Regions from separate parts of the Mus musculus genome. Here all the other regions are linked to region 1. The links are chromatin loops, found by intact Hi-C in ENCODE. Cell type or tissue: heart. All regions are shown on one strand. Links, peaks and the distances in the headings refer to the core of each region. The heading gives the core; the rest is flanking DNA. Region 1 has its middle 2.8 kb from the start of Gm31210. Region 2 overlaps Fbxw7 (F-box and WD-40 domain protein 7). Region 3 has its middle 35 kb from the start of 1700036G14Rik. Region 4 has its middle 91 kb from the start of Gm31096. Region 5 has its middle 27 kb from the start of Gm31419.

Evidence for each region. Peaks named below come from ENCODE experiments on the same cell type or tissue, not always from the same donor. Only the 100,000 strongest peaks of a DNase experiment are listed, where the experiment ranks them.
Region 2: a loop joins it to region 1, with 4 times the contacts of the local background. A loop is called at or near these places in 3 of 42 quality-filtered maps.
Region 3: a loop joins it to region 1, with 2.0 times the contacts of the local background. A loop is called at or near these places in 4 of 42 quality-filtered maps.
Region 4: a loop joins it to region 1, with 2.8 times the contacts of the local background. A loop is called at or near these places in 4 of 42 quality-filtered maps.
Region 5: a loop joins it to region 1, with 11 times the contacts of the local background. A loop is called at or near these places in 4 of 42 quality-filtered maps.

What each region holds. Positions count from the first base shown.
Region 1 is chr3:85,337,034-85,341,646 of GRCm38, reverse strand. No RefSeq gene overlaps it. Among named protein-coding and RNA genes, the nearest start is that of Gm31210, 2.8 kb to the left of the region's middle. In heart, for the core only: a CTCF peak has its summit at 2,025; a DNase peak (open chromatin) is centred at 1,916; H3K27ac peaks cover 1,559 bases.
Region 2 is chr3:84,925,205-84,929,817 of GRCm38, reverse strand. All of the region lies in intron 4 of Fbxw7 (F-box and WD-40 domain protein 7), which reads right to left. Among named protein-coding and RNA genes, the nearest start is that of Gm40080, 49 kb to the right of the region's middle. In heart, for the core only: a CTCF peak has its summit at 1,713 (motif pointing right); a DNase peak (open chromatin) is centred at 427.
Region 3 is chr3:85,280,311-85,284,923 of GRCm38, reverse strand. No RefSeq gene overlaps it. Among named protein-coding and RNA genes, the nearest start is that of 1700036G14Rik, 35 kb to the left of the region's middle. In heart, for the core only: no CTCF peak of the experiment used is centred there; no DNase peak of the experiment used is centred there.
Region 4 is chr3:85,210,445-85,215,057 of GRCm38, reverse strand. No RefSeq gene overlaps it. Among named protein-coding and RNA genes, the nearest start is that of Gm31096, 91 kb to the right of the region's middle. In heart, for the core only: no CTCF peak of the experiment used is centred there; a DNase peak (open chromatin) is centred at 1,927; H3K27ac peaks cover 490 bases.
Region 5 is chr3:85,516,040-85,520,652 of GRCm38, reverse strand. No RefSeq gene overlaps it. Among named protein-coding and RNA genes, the nearest start is that of Gm31419, 27 kb to the right of the region's middle. In heart, for the core only: no CTCF peak of the experiment used is centred there; DNase peaks (open chromatin) are centred at 1,782 and 2,362; H3K27ac peaks cover 2,649 bases.

The DNA of each region.
Region 1 (4,613 bases), core at 258-4,257:
GAGTAGGTATGGGCAGCTCATAGTCCCCGCCTCAGCTCTTTAAAAGCAATTTATAACCTAACTCACCATCCTAACTACCTGAGAAGCTTCTAATCCTAAACCTGTCACCACCCATTATTTTCAGGGGTCCTGACAGTTCTACATTAAAACACTTTATAAGTAAAAGTTAACAAGGCCTAAAGAGAGTGATTTATGTTTCTCTGTGTGAAACAGTCAACATTCTTCCCCTGGCCAAAGATAGCCCAGAGCTCTCTATGGGCTGAAGGAGGAAAATTATCTTAGAAAGATGGATGGCTCATGCCTCCAGGCAGGTGGCTGATGTGTGGTCCTGGGCCTGAGGCCTGGCCATCTGGCAGAGCCTGTGAGTGGGAGGAGCCGAGTGCTTCCTGTCCCCCACTTCTCTCCAGAGTCACCATCCTCCTGGGTCCAAATACTCTCAGGCATTTGGCGGTCTGGAGCGCGTGCCAGTTTTTCTCTGTACGTTCTGTACATTGCCCTTGATTCCTCACAGCCAGATTTGAGAAGTCAAAAAATTGTCCCATCTTGTTGCTGACAAATAGGGAGGCTGAGTTCTAGAAGACAAGGAGGGGCAGCATGAGGCTAGTCCCCAGCTCTGCTTCTCCCAGAGCCTTCCCCAAGTCTCCCCTCACATATACTTAACTCTGCCTGTTTTCCAGTCTCGGTCGCTCTCTGTCTCTTTCTCTCTCTCTGCCTCTCTGTTTATGTCTGTCTGTCTGTCTCTGTCTGTCTCTGTCTGTCTGTCTGTCTGTCTGTCTGTTTCTTTCTGTCACACACACACACATCAGGAAGATAGAACAGCCGATTGCTTTGTTTCTTTAACCTTGACCCCTCTGCCGAGTGAACTGTTTGATACACCCTCCAGAAGGCACTCCACTCCCACTCCAACTGCATTAGTTTTCTCAGGCTGCTGTGACAGAACTCTACAGTCAGGAGGCTCACACTACAGAAATGTATCTTCTCATCATTGCAGAGGCTGGAAAGCCAAGTTCAAGGCATCGACAGATCTGTCTTCTCCTGAGGACTCCCTTGCTGGCTTGGAAGAGCTGCCTTCTGACTTAGTCCCATGTCCTTGAGTTGTCTCCCCTCTGTGCATGCATCACTGGTGTCCCCTCCCAAATCCCCACCATCTCTTCTTGTGTGTGGCCAGTTGTGAGCCTGGAGGAAGGTCCATCCCTATGCCCTCATGCCAGTTTAATCAGATCTCTAAAGTCTCATCTCCCTCAGCTTCTGGGGTGCTGGGGTCACTGCTTCTATTCCTAAATTTCAGAAGAAACAATTCAGTCCACACCCTTGTCCAGCTGTGAAAACCTTCCAGCAGAAGTGACCACCAGCCACAGAGGACATGGAGTATTGCTGACTCTTAGTGAGGCCCAAAACATCCTATTGTGAGGACTAATGGACAAGCTTTCCAAGCAAAAGGATAAAAAATACTTCCTTTGAAAGGAAATCTTGAATGAACTGAAAACCAAGCAGGATAACTGAGTGGTCGAGCAGGAGGTCACCTTGAGTTGGGGGCCAGCCTGGGCTACAGCAGACTGTTTTCCCTGAAAAACAGCAGGGAAAGCAAAATCCTTTCAAGGACAGTTACTTAGTTTACTTCTTTTGATGCAACTTTCAGGACCCCACCCCCCCCCCCTCGCCTCATCTCTCATTCCCTGAGTTATTTACATTCATTTCTCCTTTTATGGGCACCTATCATTAATACGACAACATGACATCCTCCCTTGGCCACAGTTGCGTTCCATTTTTGGTACCGAACTTTCTAAATGTGCACGGGAACTAATTCAGGGTGCTCAGTCTGCCGTGGGTGCGGCAGGTATTTCTGCATCCATTATTTCAAGTTATAATAAGCGAGCATGGTCAGAGCTGTTCCAGAGATAAGCAGGGCATAATATTTTCATGGTCGCCATGATCACAGACTCAGATAAGAGGCCAACATGCTATTTTTACTCCCTACTTTTCTACTCCTGGTGTTAAGTCCAAGGAGAACAAGTGGAAAAACAAACTGCTGCCCTCAGCTCCTGCAGCAGAATACAAAGCATCCAACCTTTCCCTTTCTCGCTCGGGCCACCGCGTACGTCAAAGAGGACACAAATACTATTGAGGTGATTCTGGGCTGAGGAGATGGCTCTTAATTGAGTTTGCAGCCCAGAGCAGAAAGCATGCTCATCTGAGGTACTTGTTGTATCATTTTTAAATCAAGGCCATCTTTTTCTCAGTGGTAAACGTGAAATGTTTTTAAAGGCCAGACTTAGCATAAAAATCTATTGGTTGCCATGGAGACCACTTTACCACACAGGACTGCGCTCTGTGTTCAACTGTGTGATTTTCTCTATTCAAAGGTTCAGCATTGTCAAAAAACAAATTACTTTTTCTGTTGTTTATCTCAAAGTTCATTATTGGGAAGGCAATAAATAAGAAGATATTCCTGTACAAAGGGGTGCAACGTAGGGCTTCACTTGGGTGCTATGACTTAAAAAAATTCGTATTTTACAGTAATTATCGCCAAATTGGCTATTGTTAGGAAATAAAATACATTTTGATCTCTCTTTTTTTGTGTGTGTATGTGAATATAAAGTAAAGCAGGTACTTGGAAGTCTGCTTCTAACAAAATTACATGGTAATAAGGCTTTTCACACCTACACGCCACTTAGTAACACAGCTCTGAAAGAGACACTAAGCCCTGATAGGTTTGCAACTTGGTACCTGAGGCTCTGGGCTTCCCTCTTTATGGGAGAAAATGTGAGTTCAGGACCTCGAGCTCACTGAATTATTCATGCCATCTTCCCATCACGCATCTTTAGGTTGAAACCTGTTAGGTTATTATTAAGTGCAATGGTCCACTGCATCCAACACTGTTCCAAACCAGCACCGCTGTCCTTGGCTAATTAGCAGAAACCTTTGCAGATGGCAACTCTTCCAGTCCCCACCTCTCCTTCCCTCCCACCTCCACACCTCTAGGAAAAGTGTGGGAGGGTGCTTAGGGTGTAGGGGTGGAGCTCCTCAAGGAATTTACAGAAGTAGCAAGAGGGAGTCTCTCACATTACTGGAGGGCAATCCTAGACAACCCAGTGTCAGCAAGTTGCCATTGGCTGAAGCCTGTTTTATTTTGTTCCGTCTCCCAATTAATTAAGGAATGTCCTGAATTTTGACTCGTTACTTATTTAAGATGCTCCCCTATGCACCTCTCAGGCAATCTTTAGATGCCTTAGTTCTGGCAATTTGCATTACAATGAGGGAAAGGGGTGACCTTAATGAAGGCATCTGGTTTTGAATGTACTCCTGGTATTGGTTGCCCGGAATAATATCCCAGAGGGGGATGGAATTCTCATTTGGGTTCATCTACAGCAGTACACTGATGACTGCTAATATGCAAATTCTTCCTTGTCACCCACCACAATTATGCCTATAGCTGGTAAAGTTGTGGAGGTGGTGGAGTTACATTCACATTGTGACCCGGGCATAACCTACTTGGGAGATGCACTGGTAATTAATTTACATGTTGCACACTTAAACTGAGGCCAGCTCCAAACCAGATTGCCCAGGGACGGCAGTGTTGGTAATCATTGTTCTACTGCTGACTGGGTTTTGCAGGAACTGGCTGGGCTCTGTCTTGGAGTGGTGCATGCCAGGAGCTTTAATGGCTAGAAATTAGGACCAATATAGAGGTTGGGTGAAAGCAGTGTTTGGTGTTATTGGATGGTTGTGGAGCTGTTAAGAGGCAGGAGCAAGTGGAAGGAAGTCGGGTCCTCGTGGGCATACCCCTGAAGGAAATACACTATCCCCAGCTCCCTTGCCTCTCTTTTCACTTCCTGGCCACCATAGAATGGGCATCCTGGCTCCATCACACACTCCCTTTACCATGGATCTCAAAAGAAATGAAACTAGTATTGGAGAAATTGGAGTTTCCTTTTGGATTCTCAGTCTCCTTAATAAAAGAATTTAGAGACAGGCTGGAAAGGAAGCTCAAAGACAATTTTATTAGAATTTGAAACAAAACAAAAAACACCACCAACAAAACATGCACGTGCACCCCCCCCCCACCCCACCCCCCCACCCCCCACACCACAAGAAACAACAACAAAAATGTCAGATAAGCTCCAGGAGGAAAGAAATGAAGAAGAACAGAAATGCATATGTATTATTAAGTTTATGGTCTGTCCTAGTTAAGAAACACTCATGACCAAAAGCAACTTAGGGAGTGTTTATTTGGCTTACACTTCTACATCATAGTCCATCACTGAAGGAAGTCAGTTGAGGTCCTCAAGCAGGGCAGAACTTGGAGGCAGGAGCTGATGCAGAGGCCATGGCAGTGCACTGTTTATTGACTTTGTTGCCATGGCTTGCTCGGCCTACTTTCTTACAGGACCCAGGACCTCCAGCCCAGGGGTTCTATAAGCCACAACAATCACTCACCAAACGCAATGCCTTAGAGGCCTGATCTTATGCAAACATTTTCTCAATTGAGGTTCTCATTTCTTAGATGTCTCCAGCCTAGCTCAAGTTGGCTTACAACTAGCCAACATGGGCCAAAGAAGGCAAGTGTGTTCAGCTCCAGTGACCCACACATCTGTTGCCATAGCAACCACCAT
Region 2 (4,613 bases), core at 209-4,208, 410 kb after region 1:
ACAGTTTTTAGTAACACACACAAAAAAAATCTCTATACATATGAAAATTTTACTATAAACGGGATCATTAGACATTCTTCCTAAAAACAAAACAAAACAAAAAAATAAACAAACAAAAACCCAATACATTTTCTTAATAATTATGGCAGGCCTTTTCTGAAAAATTAACTGGCTGGTCTAAAGTCCACTAAAAGAACAAGATTAAAATTATATACAACCTAAACTAACTGAAGTCTATACATACAAAACCAACAGCCCATTAGGTTATATTTGAAAAAACACTAAAAATTTTAATACAGCTTTGTCTCTATTAATGGCACAGTGATTAAGAACAAATCCTAAACCAAAGCAATGTTGCTGAAGAGGTGCTGTGTCACTTTGTCCTTGTCCAAAGCACTGACTGAGGCCGTGGACAGGAAGGACAGTGCGCCAACGTGAGGGAGCCCTGCCTGTCTCAATGGCTGCCAGGTGAACTCAGCTGACTAGGTGTGATCCCTGGCTAACAAGGCAACAGAGAACAATCCAACCACTGACATAAACATTTCAAAATTTCAATGAGTAAAACTGTCTCAATGTGTAGCTTAAGTTAAAAATCTTGAAGGTGATTATACAAGACATTTTAAGCATATTACAAATGGACTGTAATATGCTCCCAGACTTATCTTCCAAACCTAATTATCACAGCAGCTGAAAAGTGCCAAGCATGTTAGGAAAAGGTGTATGTAGATAGACCACAGAGATAGTGGAATGCCAGGAGGTAAGATCACTGCTCAGGATCACCACAAAAACTGGGAGACTCACCTGTTTGAGTCCCTGGTCTACAGCATTCAGCTCACACTTAAGTCAATAAGGACCGAAATGGCTCATGATAGTAGTCACCCAGTAACACAGTTCCTAGGCTACTTACTGGGCTCTTTAAAGTCAAACATGGTGATACACACAACCAAAGCCTGCTACTAGAAAGGGTACAGCAGAAGAATTTCTAGTTCAAGGCCAGCCTGAGCTGTCCAGTAAGACTGTCTCAAAACATAAACACAATGAACAACAGAGAAGGACCTGTGAGTGTTTTCCCACACTCACTGCCTGCGCCCAAGCCCTACCCCACTTAGTCTTCCACGCTGAATGAGCACACCAGATGTTTAAGAATCTGATCTAAACCAACAACTGCCTATCAAAAGAGTAACACATAAGAGAAATTCTACAGGAACAGTCTAGATACTTGAGTGTTCCAAAGCTGGAATGAGTGAATAAGTGAGATTTATACATTCTAATATTAGCTGTAAGAATGGTTTTCTTCTAATATACTAACAATAAGATTCACCAATATTTCTCTTGCTAAAAAGAAAAATCAATTCTGCATTCTTATTTTAGATGTGACCAAAATGTAGAAAAATAATGAAACTGGAATTTTAGAATGTTACTGATGGTACTACCATAATTAAAAGCATTCCAGTTTCAAGGGAAAATAAAGCAACTCGTACATCATTTCTGTTCTCCTAAAGGATAATCAGAGCTTCTTAAAATTATAAGTTAAAGCCCCAAATCTTCTTTATATTAAGAATTACCTATGGAGTTTATTTTTTAAGATTACTTTTGCAGGTAGAGGTGTGTGTGTGTGTGTGTGTGTGTGTGTGTGTGTGTGTGTGTGTGTACAGGGAGTCTCTGAATGTGAATGTGGGTTCTTATGAAGTCCAGTAGAGGGTGCCAGTGGGCCATGAACTACAGGTAGACTGTGCACCATCTGACGCCTGGGGACCAAACTTTTGGCCACTATTATGAGAGCAGTCTGCACTATTAACAATGGAGCTATGGCTCCGGCCCCCTAAGGAACTGATTTTTACCAAATATTCTAGCTGATGGGTTCCTTAATGCTAAAGTACTCAATAGTGACTGATTAGCAGCTAGTTTATTATTTGTTATTTACTGTTACGAAAAACTTTAATCTTCACACACATTAGGTGAGAGCCTAGAAAAACTGATAAATTAGACTACCCTCATAGTTATGATACTTTGATAAGATAAACACATTTTCTTTTAAAGAGAGAGAGAGATGAAAGTTAAAAAATATAGCTATAATTATAGTTTTAAAGAATTTCCCACAATTTTCATAGGTCATGCTTTCGATTTTGTTCAAAACAATAGCTCCCCACAAATAGCAGCCGAGTCAGCACCTCTGGAAGGGATATGATGCTCTCCAAGACATCTGGCATAAAATAAGAGCAAACTATATGGTACTCCAGAAGAGTTCTCTCATAAACACTTAAAATATCTAAACTAACAAAGATAATGAAAATCCATTTAAAGTAACCAAATGTGGAAAGAGAAGGTCTCCTAACTCTGAGGTTTCCAGGAGTCAGAGGCAATGAGTCATGCCACACTCAACACTGTTTTTATAAAACAAAGCCTGGACATTCTGATTAAGACTGTTTCAAATCGTTAGCCATGTTCTTTATTTCTAATTTTCTAGTACAACTTTTATTCCCATACATAGTTTTATCTTGGCACGCAGCTGCACGGCCGTAACCTAAGCAATGTCAGAGCAGTGACATGAGAAAACCTGCAGGAAGCCCTCAAGGTCCTCGGCAATGGGTCCTTCAGGATCAGCTTCTGTGCAGTTTCCAAACAAACGCCCTGTGACATAAAGTCTCCTGCAAGCTAAAACTCCGTATGTTCTTTACAAAATAAGAACAAGAGAAGAGAACATTATTAACTTCGCTATTAATACTTCAATTGTTTAATATGTTTTTATGTTTGCTAATTTTTGTCTTTTAAATTATTTGTGTTGGTATTTTCTTTTACAGAAGGAGTAAACTAATCGCTTATTTTACGAATGACATTACAGCTGTCAGAGGCTTCTTGTAAAATCTCAAATGCGAGCAGTGACCTCACTCCACAGCAGCTTTCAAACTGACAGGTGAAAGACAAGGAAACCATGAAGACAGAACAAATAGAAAAGGAAGAAGAGAAGAAATAGGACAAGAGAGCACTTTGGGTTCTTGTTTCAAAATTTAGAAGACATTGTTTTAACTTCATTTTCCAACATGGCTGCCACTTATTAAGATAGAAGTTGAAATCACTCAAAAGGAACTAAGCTAATTAGAAAAAAATTACAAAGCTTTCCTATATCTCAGTAAATGCCACTATACAGACAAAAGTGTTTTCTAGTGATGTGGATTATTCTCCTTGTCCCCTGCAGTTAAAAAATTAAAGTAACTATAAGAGATGTAAGAACAGAAAACATTGATTAAACAAGTTCTCATTTACTTCCAAAGAAACAGACAGACAGACATAGACACACAAACAAACTTATGTGTTTGGGCCTACTGTGTTCAGGACCATAAACATATTTCATATGTATAAATACATGACTCTAGTAAATAATTCAAAATGGCAACAGCAGCTAGGTCAGAAGAAACACATATTGCTAATACTACAGCCCCAGTGCGTCATACTGAAAAACACCCTTGGACCTTATGCTGATTATACAGTAACACGAGTGCTGCAAAGTCCAAGACATTCGGGATATCACCCAACCATGTGCCGCTTCTGTTTCAGAAAACAACTGACATCTCTTCTAACCCATGAAGTTTTAATTCATGAAAGAGTTTGTAAAAATAGCCCAGCTTTACGGGCCCAAGAAGCCTACAGACCTGCCTGGAGTGTTCTTTGCACTAGATGCTGCGTTCCCACATGTAAGGAACATACCAACAGCAGTTTGGCCTCCCAGCAAAATAAAAGCTACACAACTTTCTAACATTTATCAGCATATTTCAAGACATACCGTTTTCACATTTACCAGTTTGAAATAAGTTTACAGGATTCTAATCTCATGAAAAACAGAGGAGACGAAAGGCAGAGAGGGTGCCCCTGCCCGGCTCTTGCTGTGTAAGTTTTCCCTAGCCACACAAAGCATCGTTAGCTCTCCTCACAGACAACACACAGGCGATCGGAAGCAGTGCTTTACAGGAAGAGAAACAGCACTTAATAAACAGTCGTGCTTTAAATGTTACAGACTTACCCGTCTTCGACAAAAAGGCAGACCCTGGGCAATAATGCTAATGCTAAATATCTTCATCACAGTCTGATGTGGCAGAGGGTCTTTTGCACTTTTGAGATCAACAGGAACCAAGCCATGGTTCACAGGAGCTTTTCCAGGTTTTGACATTTTAAACTCCTCTTGGTTGATGAACACTCTCAATATGTACTACAGGCACATTACTAAAACACTCACAACCAAACTGAAAAAATGACTAGTAGTTTTAAAAGGCTGAGAATCCAAGGCCTGTTGCCGTTTTTGTCTTCCAACCTTCTCTTTGCGAGTGTCCTGACCTGTCTGAGGCTTGGTGAAGTGCAAACTGTCCTAGAATAGCCAGGAATTATAAACTCCTGAAGTGAGCACTCCTGCTCCTGCCAGTCAAACAGCTGGTGAGCTCCCACAGCAAGTGAGCAGTGCAGACAGGAGCAAAGCAGGGCTGGGCTGCGGGGTCCTGGGAGCGTTCCAACTAAATAACCAAGGTGCTCCCTAGAAAGTGGAAAGTAAGAGTTCCTTTTCAAAATTCAACACACACACAACTCTATGTTCTCTTAAGTCTTCCTTTCTCAAACGTCACCAT
Region 3 (4,613 bases), core at 375-4,374, 57 kb after region 1:
CAGCCCCAATTAAATGTTGTCCTTATGAGAGTTGCCTTGGTCATGGTGTCTGATCACAGCAGTAGAACCCAAACTAAGATAGTGTGTGTGTGTGTGTGTGTGTGTGTGTGTGTGTGTGTGTGAATGTTTGCCTACAAGTATGTATATATGCACCACATGTGTGACTCACAGCTGTAGAGTCCAAAAGAGGTGCACAGGATCCTCTGGAACTGAAGTTACAGATGTTGCGAGCAGCCATCTGGGTGTGGCTCCTGACCTCAGTGTGAGAAGTATAAGCATTATTCATCACTGAGTCATCTCTGCAGATGCAGAACCTTCTAAAGCAAAAACAGTGGAATTCAGTCCGTTCAGTGAGAAGGGCTTTAGGCTCACTTTGATAGACAGTAGAAAATACAATATTTTTGTCATTCTGGAAAACAGCTTCAGTAGTGCCCACCTTGATGTAGCAACAGCAAAAGCATTGCCTACCACCTCCTGAGAAGCCACCTGGTTCAAAGCTGAAGGCCTCTGGCATGTTTTAAGGCTCCTAAGGTCTGACACTGCATTGGAGAAGAATGTCACACTCAGTCATGTCTTGCCTTGCACAGGCCTGAAGCCTGGTATGCGTCTTATGAGTAACTGCTGAGAAGTGAGCACACCTTTAGTTACACATAACGCGTGTCTGTCGCAGGTAAAGCATACCTGGAGTGTGCTCCTCAGGGGTAACTGTTGGGAAGTTGGTGCCCAGCATAGTTCTCATAAGGGACACTGGGTTCTAGTGTGTGTGTGTAGGGGGGGTCATTAATGGCTCCTTCATGCTCTCTGCTTCCTGGCCCCAACCCGTGATCTCTCTCATACCTACCCCCACCATTGTGATCCCATCTGCCATGCAGTGGTCATCAGAGCTGAGTCCATGCCAGAGCCATGTAGAACTTCTGCAACTGTGGGATGCGTGGATCTCTTCTACGTTAGACAGCTTCAGGCATTTTAGTATAACAATAGACAATGGTTTCATATACCATATTGAGTAGGAGCAAGATGAAGACTGATAAAACCTGTTTTATACCTAGGTTTGGCTCTGAAGGAGAGAGAAAGAGAAGGAGGAAAGGGGAAAGGAGGGAAGAGGGGGGAAAGGTAGGTAGGGGAGGGAGGACAGCAGGATGGAGGAGGGAGAGTGGAATGGGGGAGGGAGAGGAGAGGGAGACCATCATTTTGCTTTCAGGCAGTGGCCATTTTAAGCTTCCTGGATCTTGGCTACATTTCAGGACTGTAGACACTTGGCATTCAGCGTTCCCATCTTACCCTGGGCATGTTTTTAAATCCTCTGAGAAGGAAAACTTTATTACCAGCCCTGAAGTCTAGGTTAAAAATCTTGGCCTGGCCACCAACTAGCTACACTACTTCTGCTCATTTTAATCAGTGTAGATATTAGACTGAGGCTATCACTTTTGCCACAGTATAAGAGGTTGCAGCAAGGCCTTTAGTGTCATTCTTGGTACGTAGAATCTCATGGGTAAGAGCTGCTTTTTCTAATGCTATGGGTTTTGTTTGGTTGTTTCAAGGTGCTGGACTAGAACACATGACCTCTTGCACACTGGACAAGTGTTGTATCGCTGAGCTACCTTCCCTGTCCACACTGTACAAAATGGCTTTCCAACCCTGAAGGTTTAACTCACCTAAGAGAAGAAGCACTTTGTCCTGAGTGCTGATATTGGTACAAAAAAACACATCAAGAGACTTGTGTCTGAAGACTTTAGAGTTCACATTCTACATCTAAATATTAAGGTTCATGAGTCTCTGAGCAAATGGCGTTAGCTCTCTGTGTCTGAGCTTGCACATACAGAAGGCGAGTGAACAGTAGAGCGCTTTCCTGTCTTCCAACTCAGTGTGCCATGAGCAAGCCTGTGTTGGCTGGAACTCACTGCTAGGCATTGGAAAGAGTGACTGGCTAGTCGTTAACCTGCTAAACATAGGAAGGTTACATCCTTTTATTAATAGACTGAGAGATACATGCCAAAAATCGGGGGCAGGGCTCCAAAGTTGAAACTCTTTGGATTTTAGTTTCTGTGGCATTTGATGAGCAGTGAACATCTTAGGTTAGGAATGAGTTTGGGGAAGCAACCTGACCTCCTGGTGCTAACCAATGTCATAGTAGTTTTATTTCCAAGGAAAGGAAAACATAATCCCGTGTCACTCCAGCCTTTTCCTTATCAGTTTAAAAGTATAGCGCTGGGACTTCAGAGGAAAATGATTACACTCATTTCTTCATTAGGAAAGGCCTCTCTACCACACTGTAAAAGATTTAAATGGGAAAAAGCGAAAAGTAAAATTCTTACGTGCTATCTGGCACCTGTTAGCGATTAAGTAGTCCATTTCCACCTTCTACTGCGCATTTTAAGATCCAAGCATGGCATTTTCATTAAACACCTTTACTGTATTCTGACACTGACTTTGCAATCATTTTAGTGGTAACATACTATTTTGTGAGGTGGATGCTGGTTGACTTTTACCATTTCCCTGCACTTCCCTTCCTTGTTAGAAGGCAGTGAAGACAGGAGTTAGGGCCACAAGTGCATAGACTGGCTCTGCTATTTCTTTTGTGGTCTCAATCCCACCATGTCACCTCTGCAGGCTTGGGCATCCTCCCTCTAAGTGCAGAAGCTATGTTTATCTAATCCCATCAGCATCCTGTCATGACCACGTGAGGTCATGTCTGTAGAAGGTACACTAGTATCTGGAACATGGTTGACTTCATTGAGCTTGGCTGCGGCTGCTCCTTAGCCTGCATTCCCCGTTGATGACCCTACTTGATTTTTATAAATATCCCACAAAGAAGTGCACAGGACTATCGGCGGTGTGACCTCACCTCTGAGGAACCTTGCTCCTCATTTGCAAAGGGTAGTAAGTGGTCAGACTTAAAGCATGACCTCAACCTGCCATCCCTGATGTGACACCATCTCTACTGTCATTACAGATGATATGGCCACTGCAGGGAAGGGACCTGTACACTGATGGAGATTGAGGGAGAGCCTGAGGGTTTGAGAATAGTGGCTTCTCCTTACAGCTAGAGAAACACTATCCATCTATCTGTCTATCTATCTATCTATCTATCTATCTATCTATCTATCTATCCATCTATACCTATCTATATACCTATCTCTATCTATCTATCTATCTATCTATCTATCTATCTATCTATCTATCTATCTATCTATCTATCTATCTATCATCTATCTATCTATCTATCTATCTATCTATCTTTCATCTATCATCTATCTATCTATCTATCTATCTATCTATCTATCTATCTATCTATCAAGGCTTAGCAGGTTTTGGTCTCAGCCAGGGTTTCATTTATCCATTTTGTGGTTCTAATGTCACTTTGTTGCTGTGATCATCTTCCTGCATGGTCACTGAAGAGTAATCTTCTGCAAAGGTCAAGAGGAGCCGCAGTGCCCTTAGGCGGTCCCTGAGGGACAGGGATTTTCTGCTCCACTCACCAATGTCGGCTTGTGATCCTCCATGACCTTCCACGGGGAGTTTTTAATTAAAAATAAGAAAGTTCTTCAGACTAATTGGATGCGTTGTCTCACTGATTCTCAAACTGTGCCCCAATACTTAGACTTCTGAGATCCCCCAACCAAGGGCCCTAAAGGGCCTCCAATGACCTCCCTTAGGATCAGAGGTGCCTCTGAGGGAAGGAGTCAGGTGCTCCTAGCACAGAACTGAAGGCTACAGAGTCAACCTGCCCTGCCTCTTCCAGCCTTGTGCTCTGAGGGGACATCAATGGAGCCAGCCTTTGCATCCATTCGCAGCGAGTCCTCAGTGGGCCCGCCTCTACACTGGGAAGGAAACAAGGTGAGAAGCCTGGGTCACATAGGTACCCACAGAGAGGCAGTGGGCTGACAAGGTCAAGCGTAGGGTCCTACCTGGTACGAAGCCTTTTTCTGCTCTTACTGTGCTGTGAGGTTTACATAAGTTACTTAGCCTCTCTGTGCCTCAGTATCCAAAGCTAGAAGAGAAGGCTCTCACAGAGGAACTATATAGAGTTGCGCATGGGAAGAGCGCACATCTCACAGAGGAACTATATAGAGTTGCGCATGGGAAGAGTGCACATCGGATATATTCTAAACGTTCAATGTTCTATAGGCTAAATGATGAGCAGCCGATACCACGACAATCGAGGGTGAGTAGATCTGGTCATCGGCATGGGAAGCCATCTGTAGCAGGGACTGTAGAACGAGACCTGACTTTGAATGTCGCCTGAGATCCGTCTTCAGTGCCGTGTCTGACTTCCCTCATCTGCTACGTGAGAACGAGTTCTCTGCCTTGAGGGTTGCTGTGAAGATGAACGGGAGGAGGCGCATGAAGGGCTGGGCACAGTGTCTGGCGTGTCACTCGTGTGTGGTTCTGTGAGCTCCTGACACAGGCCAGCTCTGCCAGAGCTGGGTTCTCACCAGGATCTTTTGAGGCGAGTGCTGCTTCTGGTGCTCCTGGGGTCTGCTTTGTGCTGCCAGGCTGCTCTTGGCAGCTGCTGGGCCTTTGTGGAAGTTTCTGTTTTCCTCCAGCAGCTCCCTCCTGTTGGAGGAACCCCTGCCTTTGCCCATGTAGCCTGTGTGTTTTTGGGTCACGCC
Region 4 (4,613 bases), core at 288-4,287, 130 kb after region 1:
GATAACCACGGGAACATCTTGTATTTTTGTATGATCCAAGATCCATCGAGCAGAAACTCCCTGGCAGCTGCAGCACTGCAGCAACACTTAATGCCATCTTTTTTATGCAGCCGTCTCTCCCAGTCGGTTTTCGAACAGGCAAGCACAGAGCCAGCCTGGCCTTTGAGGAGCCTGATGACTCCTTGTCCCTCCACCACGGAAGCAGATCCTGGACTACTGTATGAGAGGATTGGAACGTGAGCTGGGCACACACCAGAACAGCAGGGCTGTGGCAGGGCACCTACTGGAACCCCAGCCGAATGTCAGTCCCCTACAAGGAAGAGAACATAATGCTTGTGCACATCCTATATATACAAACATGTGCATACATGTACACACATGCACATATGAACATTCACAACTCCCTTGAGTTGTAAGGACTGACTGGCCTGTAGTCATGCCTTTACTTTGCCTCAGGCTCCATTCAGGTAGGAAAACAATGCTCTAAAGCAACAATGTAAGATAGACTTTGTAAAGAACACAGTCTACCTCTGAGATGAACCACACACACAGCCTCACTAGCTGCAAGTGACTGCTGAGCTTTTGAAAGGTGGCCAGTACAGCCGGTGGGCTGCATTTTAACATCATATTTGCATCAACTACATTTTCAATTTACAGAACCTCCTGAAGCCAGGAGTGACTCAAATGGACAGTATAGCTCTAATATGTTTACCAGCGTTAACCCTAATCTTCTCTACTAGATAAATAATGCCACCATTTGGCCAGGGGACATAGTTCAGTAGGAAAACATGCTTCCTTCACAAGTTTGAGGACCTGAGTTCAAATCTCTATTTCCATATAAGTGCTGGGTGCAATGGCCAGAGCATCTGTATTCACATCCCCTTGTGGGGATATAGGAGGTGAACATGAGAGAAACGAGAAGCTCCCAAGCTAGCTGACCTGGCAAATGGAGCAAAACAAGAAAGGGATCCTGTCATGGTGTGTATATGCTCAGCCCAGGGAGAGGCACTATTAGGAGATGTGACCTTGTTGGAGTAGGTGTGTCACTGTGGACATTGGCTTTAAAACCCTCATCCTAACTGTCCTGAAGTCAGTATCCTGCTAGTAGCATTCAGATGAAGATGTAGAACTCTCAGCTCCTCCTGCACCATGCTTGCCTGGATGCTGCTATGCTCCTGCCTTGATGATAATGGACTGAACCTCTGAACCTGTAAGCCAGCCTCAATTAAATGTTGTTCTTGGTCATGGTGTCTGTTCACAGCAGTAAAACTCTGAGACAGATCCTGTCTAAGAAGGAAGGTGAGAACCAGCAAACCGGAGATTGTCCTCTGCCTCTGCAAGTGTGTCAGTGGCACACACACACACATTCACAATCATAATGCTTGTACATATCCTATATATACAAACCTGAGCACACATGTACACACATGCACATATGTACATTCACAAGAATGTACATATACATATCTCTGGGTTTGGGGTCCTTGTTTTAGCATCCTATTGAACAGGCAAAGAGCTTAACCCAGTGAGCACTGAGCCAGCCTTTGGGACACCAGTCATTCTAATTGATGGTACCCCTATGAGCCTCGGGTCTTCCATCTTCCTCTCAGGACAATGAGAGACTCGAAGTACTCTAACATTTTTGAGATTCTTTGCAAATAAGACTGGCCTCTTACGTTGACTTTCTCTCAAGCCTCAAATCTTCTGAATAAAAGCAAATCATTTTACGAAAAAGATACAGAACATTCCAAGTCCTCCGTTCATTTCTAAATCCATGGGCAAAAAGAAAAAGCAAGTTGGCTTTTTGCCCATATTCTTTAGATTTACAATGGAAAACCTCAAGGCCAACCATAGACGAAAGTGGCAGAAGCTATCCCAGTGCCAAGCTCTGAAAATAGCAGTTGTAGCAGCCAATCCAAGGCCGGCAGTGCTACCCCACAAGGTGGAATGTTTTGCTGTTGTTTATATAACTTACCTAGGCAATTAAAATCACAGGAAGAGCGAATGACAGCTTTGGTTAGGTTGCCTTGCCTCTAGAGGGGAAGGCAGCCAGGAGCTGCAAGAATCCCCCTTAAAGTAAAAATGCTGCTCTGTTTCTCAAAACTGGCTGCTGAAGGCACTGGTCAGAACCAAAATCATGCTGCGGACTTCAGAGGCCAAGCTGGTGTTGGGATGGAAAGCGTCTCTCTTATGTAGCTGATAAAAAGGTGCCTGCCCTGACTGCTATGTCATCTCTCATTTTATCCCTTCAACGACCCTGTGATACGGCTATAAAGATTTCCTGAGTTTAAGAAACAGAGCCAAGGTCACACAGATGACAAATGACAGAGCCATAGTCCCAGGCCAGCTCACCTCCACCAGAGCTTTGGTCCTGCCTGCCCACAGATGCCTGGGCAAAACAAACAGCAGCAGGATTTGGGGGTGGGGGAGTATTTGTTCTTTAGTTAAGATTTGTGTCCTACCTACTTCCAAAGGACTTGCGGTGGCTTGGAGATGAAGCACGGTACAGGAGAAGGTGTCTAAGGACAGCGCTCTTGCTAATGAAAGGGAAAGAAGCAGAGCTTCAGACACCTGAATGAAGCAGATCCTCGCACTTGGGCATTTCATTTTGTCTCTAACTTTCCTGGCAGCTAAACCGAAAAAGAGAAACATATTGGATTGCATAGATTTGTGGTTTCTGACAGCATAGAGAATACATATTCATCTCTAGAGACAAAATGTTTCCCTGGAATTAAACCTAGGTAGGGATTCATCCTGTGGATCCTGGGCTAAAGAGCAAGGAGTGACACGGAGAGCAATTCATCTCATTTGTGAAATGAGGGGTGGCGTTAAGGTCACCTTGTAGTGTCACAAGTGCATGGACTCTTGCTAACCAGAGTTCCACAAAAGGGTCAGAGACATAGTGACAGAGTACTACTTTTGTTGGCCCTCTATAAAGACAAAAGATGTAATGTAAGCATAGCTTAGTGAAGGGCTTTCTGAGCATCCCAGACACTATGATCTGGGACTTTGCTTTCTGGAGTGAAGCAGAGCCTCCGAGAATACCAAGGATAAAGGATTCCATGGGCCATCCACCCTGAGAGACACGGTGTGTGATGGCTAATGGGAAATACAAGTAGCAAAGCCAATGAGGTAGCACTGAGGCAATAGGCTTCCATATACAGGCTTGAACCAAGATCTATGGATGTTTAGTGTATGTAGCCAGTCATTTAGAATGTTCAAAGTAGATGCTATTTCAAAGCTGTGTACTATGTGGAATGGGAAGAACAAGAAGCGTGCTTTCACATCTTGAGGCTTCAGACCTAATCCAGGGTGTCTTGACTGTGGGTCATTGGTGTTTAGAATTGATTATTTCTTTGCATTGAGAGGCTGTCCTGTGCATTGTGGAATATTGATAGCAGCATCCTTGACCTCTACCTACAACAGTAGTGGCATCCAAGAATATCTGCAAACACTGCCAAATATGTCCTGCCTGGGTTGAGAATCATTGCTCTATTATATAAGTGAAAGGGTAAAAAATACACATGGAGTAGAGAATTCTAATGATTGCATTGCAGTGAATATAAATGGTCACAGCCATCCAAATGCAGGGAACCTCTCTCTTATCAAGGAAGGCAATAAAGAAGCATGGAGATTAAAAGAAAGGGAGGGGACACTTAAGCTGAGCTTTGATGGATTTGCTTAGGTTAGCACACACACTCCTGTGAGGGAGAAATCAAGGTTGATCTGGAGATGGTGGGGGAAGGGCACTGAAGACCAGGCAGCAGGTTCAGAGCCTGATCCAAAAATCCTGGCAGAGCTCTGAAAGTTTTGAAAAGAAGGAAAGTGTCCAATCTGACCAAAGGAAACAGCAGACTGTTACATTAAGACTGAGTACTGCAGTCTGGAAGCATGAGTCTATCCACTTACTACCTATGTCAAATGTCAGTCCCTAGTGGGAATGGGACCCTTTGGAGGATTCTTAAAATGCAGAAGTAGAGCCCTCATGGATAGCATTGATGCCCTTAAAAGAGGAGCCGGGAAATCTAGCTTCCCTAGCACCCTATAAGAATACAGAAAAATGGTACCCTTTGCAAGGAAGAGGGCCTTCACCAAACATGGACCCTGTGGTACCTTGACCCGTGACTCCTCAGGATCCAGAGCTGTCTGGAATAAATCACAGATGCTCAGTTTTAAATATTTTCTTAGAGTCATTGGAATAGACTGAGACATGGAGTAAGAGTGAGAGGGGGAAAACGGGGAGATGCGAAGGAACACAGCAGTCCAGAGGAGAGGCTCAAACGTGGAGAGGCAAAACCCCACAGAGCAGGAGGTGATACACAGCAGGGAACAGCGTGGGATGAAAGAGAAGACAGGAAAGGAGCCTGCCATCGCCTGTGCGCATCACCTGCATGCATGAACCTATCAGAGCAGGGCACACATCACCTGTCTGCATGCACACATAACTCCGGCACCCACGCACCTCGAGAGACTTGATAAAACCCCCACAGTTGCTGCCTTTATAACTGTGGACTCTGCCATGAGATTGCCTAAGGGAAGAGACAAATGGGGCACGTTTCTTGCCCTGCCTTTGAGATAAGCCACCTGTGACCAAGACTGCCAGAAAAATGCCT
Region 5 (4,613 bases), core at 161-4,160, 180 kb before region 1:
CACACACACACACACACAGAGGGGGGATTGTAAATAAGATATGTAGGATTATAGAGTACATAGAGATAAAAAGATTCATTATAAGAATTTTATTGTAGGAATCATAAGACTAAGGGGCAGACAAGCCCAAGCCAGATGAAGGCCCCTGAGAGCCACTTGCTGTGGCTCTGGTCTCAAAGCCTGCAAGTTCATAACCCAGGAAGGACCACTGTTTCGGGTCAGGTCTAAAGTTGAAAGAAAACCTGCATCCCAGCTCAAAGGCAGATACAAAGGATAATTTCTTCTTTCTTAGGGAAGAAGGGTGGCCTTTCTTCTATTCAGGCCTTTAACCAGTTGGATGTAAACAACTTGCTGAATTTAGTTTATCAATTTAAATGTTGAACTCCTCCAAAATCACACCCCATAGAAATACCTATGGCCATCCCATGGGGCAATCAAAATTAACCAGTATAGCTGAAGAACTATTAAAATGGGCTAATTCTACCGGGTCTGATTGTAGGAGTTTTCATGGTACGAGGAAAGCTTGGCTATCAATATATTTTAACTTTTTCTTACAACCAAGGGAACGAGCCAAGTAAATTTTGTACCTGTGGGCACTATTGGAGCCAATCAATCCCCTCTGTTGAAGTCCTCACTCCCAATACCCGAGAATTCAGTCCTATTTGGAAGCAGGATTGCTGAGGTACCATTAGTTGAGATAAGATCGTAGCAGTATGGGGTAGGTGCAACCCACTGTGACCAGTGAGTGTCCTTGTAAGAGAAGAAGCTGAGTTTAGTGGGGCACACCTTTAACCCCAGCACTTCGGGGACAGAGGCAGGTGGAACTCTAACAGGCCTAGACCAGCCAGGACCACAGAGGAACAGAGAGATGACTATGTGACAAAGAAGGCAGAGACTGAAGTTTGCAGCTACAATCCAAGGAGTGTCCAGGATTATGAGCAAACCACTGGAACAGTGGTTCTCAGCCTTCCTAATGCCCCGGCCATAACATTATTTCTTGGCTCCTTCATAAGTGTAATTTTGATCCTGCCGTGAATCATAATGTAAATATCTGATATGCAGGCTATATTAAAAGCAACCACTAAAGTGGGCATGACCCATAGGGCTAAGAATCACTGCACTAGAAGCTGTGTAGAGGCAAGGAAGGATTCCCAATGTGTTCAGAAGAAACAAGGCCCTTGAAGACTACATTTATGGTTGGCCAAGCAGTATTTGTTGTCTTATTATGATGTCCTCGCGAAATCAACAAAATAATAAGATAAAGGGAGCCCTAAAAGGTGGTTTGCTGACTCTTATGGGGAGGGAGAGTGGAGTAAGCAAAGACTGCTCATTCCTTCTCTATGGGTTGAAAGACATTTTCCTCCCTCCTCCTCCTCCTCCTCCTCCTCCTCCTCCTCCTCCTCCTCCTCCTCCTCCTCCTATCCTTTAGTTTGGGATCTTTCATATCTAATACCCTATGACACATAACAGAGTCTGTCTAGATGAAGAGCTTTTCAGAAAAGACCCCTTAAACTGACAGCCAGTGTCATCTCCCAAGCTGATCAGAGATCAATTAGAAATCAAAAAGCAGGGTATTTGGTATATCGATTTATTCTTCCTTCCCCAAAGAGCTTCCCCGTGTGGGGATCATCCTCAGAGCCCACGTCAGAGTCCCTAAAGCTGAAGCAATTGCAGTAGGCCCTGTCAAGGTCAATGAGAGGCGCTGCCTGCTCAGCCATCTGCCCCTCGCTCCTTGACGTCTTTTTAAATTAAACCCCACACCCTGTGGTAAAATTGCTCTCGCTCTATAAATAGCAGGCTTGGCTTGGCTTGCCCTGCAAATGCTGCAGAGGAAGGGTGTCAGAGCAAAGAGAAAGGAAGGCCACAAGCCCAAGGGCACATCTCTCGGTCAGATGACTGCAGTCTCTGAGGAAACCCAAGAATTCTCTGTGTAAAGCCTCCTGTTCCCCCTTCTCTGGTGACTTCCTTGTCTACGATCTCTCCTGTACTGGAGTGAACCATCCTCTTTCCCTTTCCTCCATATTTTCCAGATTGAATTTGTCTTGGACCAGGAGATTGCTGCTGGGTTACTGTACATATACTCTCTGTGGACCTGGGACATGCTTCTAATTTCAGTCCCAATCGTTACTGAGTTAAAATGGAAGCCGTCCACAGACACACATGGCTCCTAGTGCTTCCTATGGCCACGCTGCTATAGTAGGGAAGTACAGTTTCATAATGCACTGGCCTGAGTTTTTATAGCCTGTTGCAGCCTCATACCTGCTCCCTGGGCAGGACTCAGATAGCTTCCTAAAGTCCCCTGCATGATTATCTATAAACTCTCAACCCACCTGACTAGAGGCACTTTCCTTCTGTTGGCTGCCACACTTGGGTCACCTCCTCAAGGCTGTCACCACTCCATAGTCAATAAGTCCCTGCCAGAATTTCCTGGGCTGTTCTTCAAGTGTTTGGCTCTTTCTAGTCCCCACTGCTCCACAGTTCACATTCTTCCCACCTCTCTGTCCACCCTGAGACCTTCCCACCCTAGGCCTCATCATTGGCTATGTGGCAGTTGTACAGTCCAGAGCCTGCTTTTGTGCCCCACAGTGTAATGGGGATGGGGGTGGTGAGCTTTGTCTAGGGACAGGGGTCCTGGCTCTACCACAGAGACTCATATTCTGACCTCTAATTCTTTCATCTTGGAAAAGAGACCTACCTCCAGTTCCTTATAATGGTAACTTCTCCCAGGTAACTTCTCAAAAAACAGTAGATACAGAATGCAGAGGTCGAAGGCTGGATGTGTCCCTGGACTCACAGATCCTGAGAAGGTCTCCATGTCTTCTCCTCTCATCAGAAGCTTCCAGTTCTGGGATGGCTCTGAGACCACTGTCTTCACAATGTTCTGCCCGCCCTATGCTCACCAGCTTCCCCTCTCTGGGATTGGAAAAGCCAGACAGCGGCACTGGCAAAGTGGCTCAGTGCTAGAGCTACTGCTGCCAAGCCCAATGACCTAAGTTCGATGCCTGGAACCCATTTCAGGGGCAGAAGGAACCAACTTCCCAAGTTCTTCATGATCTCAACGTGTGTGGTGTATGTGTGCCCCTAAGCCCTGCCCACCAACCAACAAATGAATGTGAAAGGAATAGCAAGCAGGCAGGGTAGAAAGGTCAGTGTATTGGAATGCCCCAGATGTTCTGGGTCACCTCTCTAGGCAGCTAAGAAGGGCTGTTTGCAAAACTTCTGTGCAGAATTGCTTTTCAAAGTGTTTGGCTGAGTAGAACAGGCTAGTATCCCCAGTAAAGGAACTTGTAAAAAATTCAGACTCCCAGGCCCCTTGATCTACCAAATCAGAACCTTGTTTCAACATTGTCTCTGGAGTCTTAGGCACACCTTTCGTGTGCTGACTGGATGCCCTTAGGACTGTCTTTGCAGCTGAGTGGAGCGCTCGTGTGTGCAACCGTCTGGGGCAACAGAAGCCTTCGGAGTCCCTGGTACGGCTATAGAGACACCTTTAAGAATGTGAACCCGCTAAGAGCATTTAGAGGTTATCAACGTGTCAGCAAAGCAACCTCTTTATGGGGATCATTTAATTAATGTTAATTGCTCTTGGCCTATTGTGTGGCTCTGGCAGGATTTACGGAAAATCACCATTATCTACAACCCCATAAAAGACTCATTGCTTTTAGAGGCCTTGTAACTCATGCCTGGAGACACCTCCTGATACTTGATGTATTACCCAGATGTACAAATACTGCTGGTGTTTGCATACTTCTCAATGATGTTCAGGCCCTTCATGGGGTGGGAGAGTTGGGGGGGTGGAGATTAGAGAGTGAGGTGTGGCCAGCTGAAGAACCCAGTTCTTCACCTGCAACACACCGAGTAGGGGAGAATTCACTTGAGACAGAGAAATGATTTTTCGAGTTTTCTTGCCCAGTTCAATGCTTTCAAGGCTCATGTTAAGTGGTGTTGTGGCTGCCTTCAGCCCAGTGGATGGTGAGCACTGTCTGCACACTGTTGTTCCACCTCACCCTTTTCTTAGTGTCTCATGGGTCAGAGAGAGGGAGAGGTGGGCTAGAGACAGAAGTGGCGACAGATGAAGGCTCTTGAAGAGTCTCGGCTTGACTATAGGGAAACTGTGCCCTTCCCATGCTGGCATCTGTGCAACTGCGGCTGCTGCTGCGGCTGCTGCTGCTGCTGTTGCTGCAGGGGATTAGGGGTAGCCAGTCTCCCCGAGGTGTGCAGTCACGGTTCTCTGAGAAAATGAACATGTTTGCCTTTAAGCACTGGTCTTGGTCCTATGCTCTCCTTTCTCTTACTGTCTCTATTGGCTTCATCTATAACAACACAGAGTTGCGTTTTGAATTCATTCACACTCTGTTTCAATTACCTTCCAGGGTAACTTATCTCCCATATTTATTCCCCTCCTGAGAGGACTTGAGCCTCTGAAACTTTCATTCCTCATGCTTTGCAGAAGCATTCTCACAGTTATTCTTCCTGGCAGAAAGGCTATCTTACTTTTGTGGCAGAAGAGCAGGGGGTTGGGGAGGGGCAGGGGGCGCAATAAGAGGAAAGAAACAGCGGGACTGCAAACTCCTCCCCTCAAGGCTGATGTATAATAGAACATGCGCAGAAAA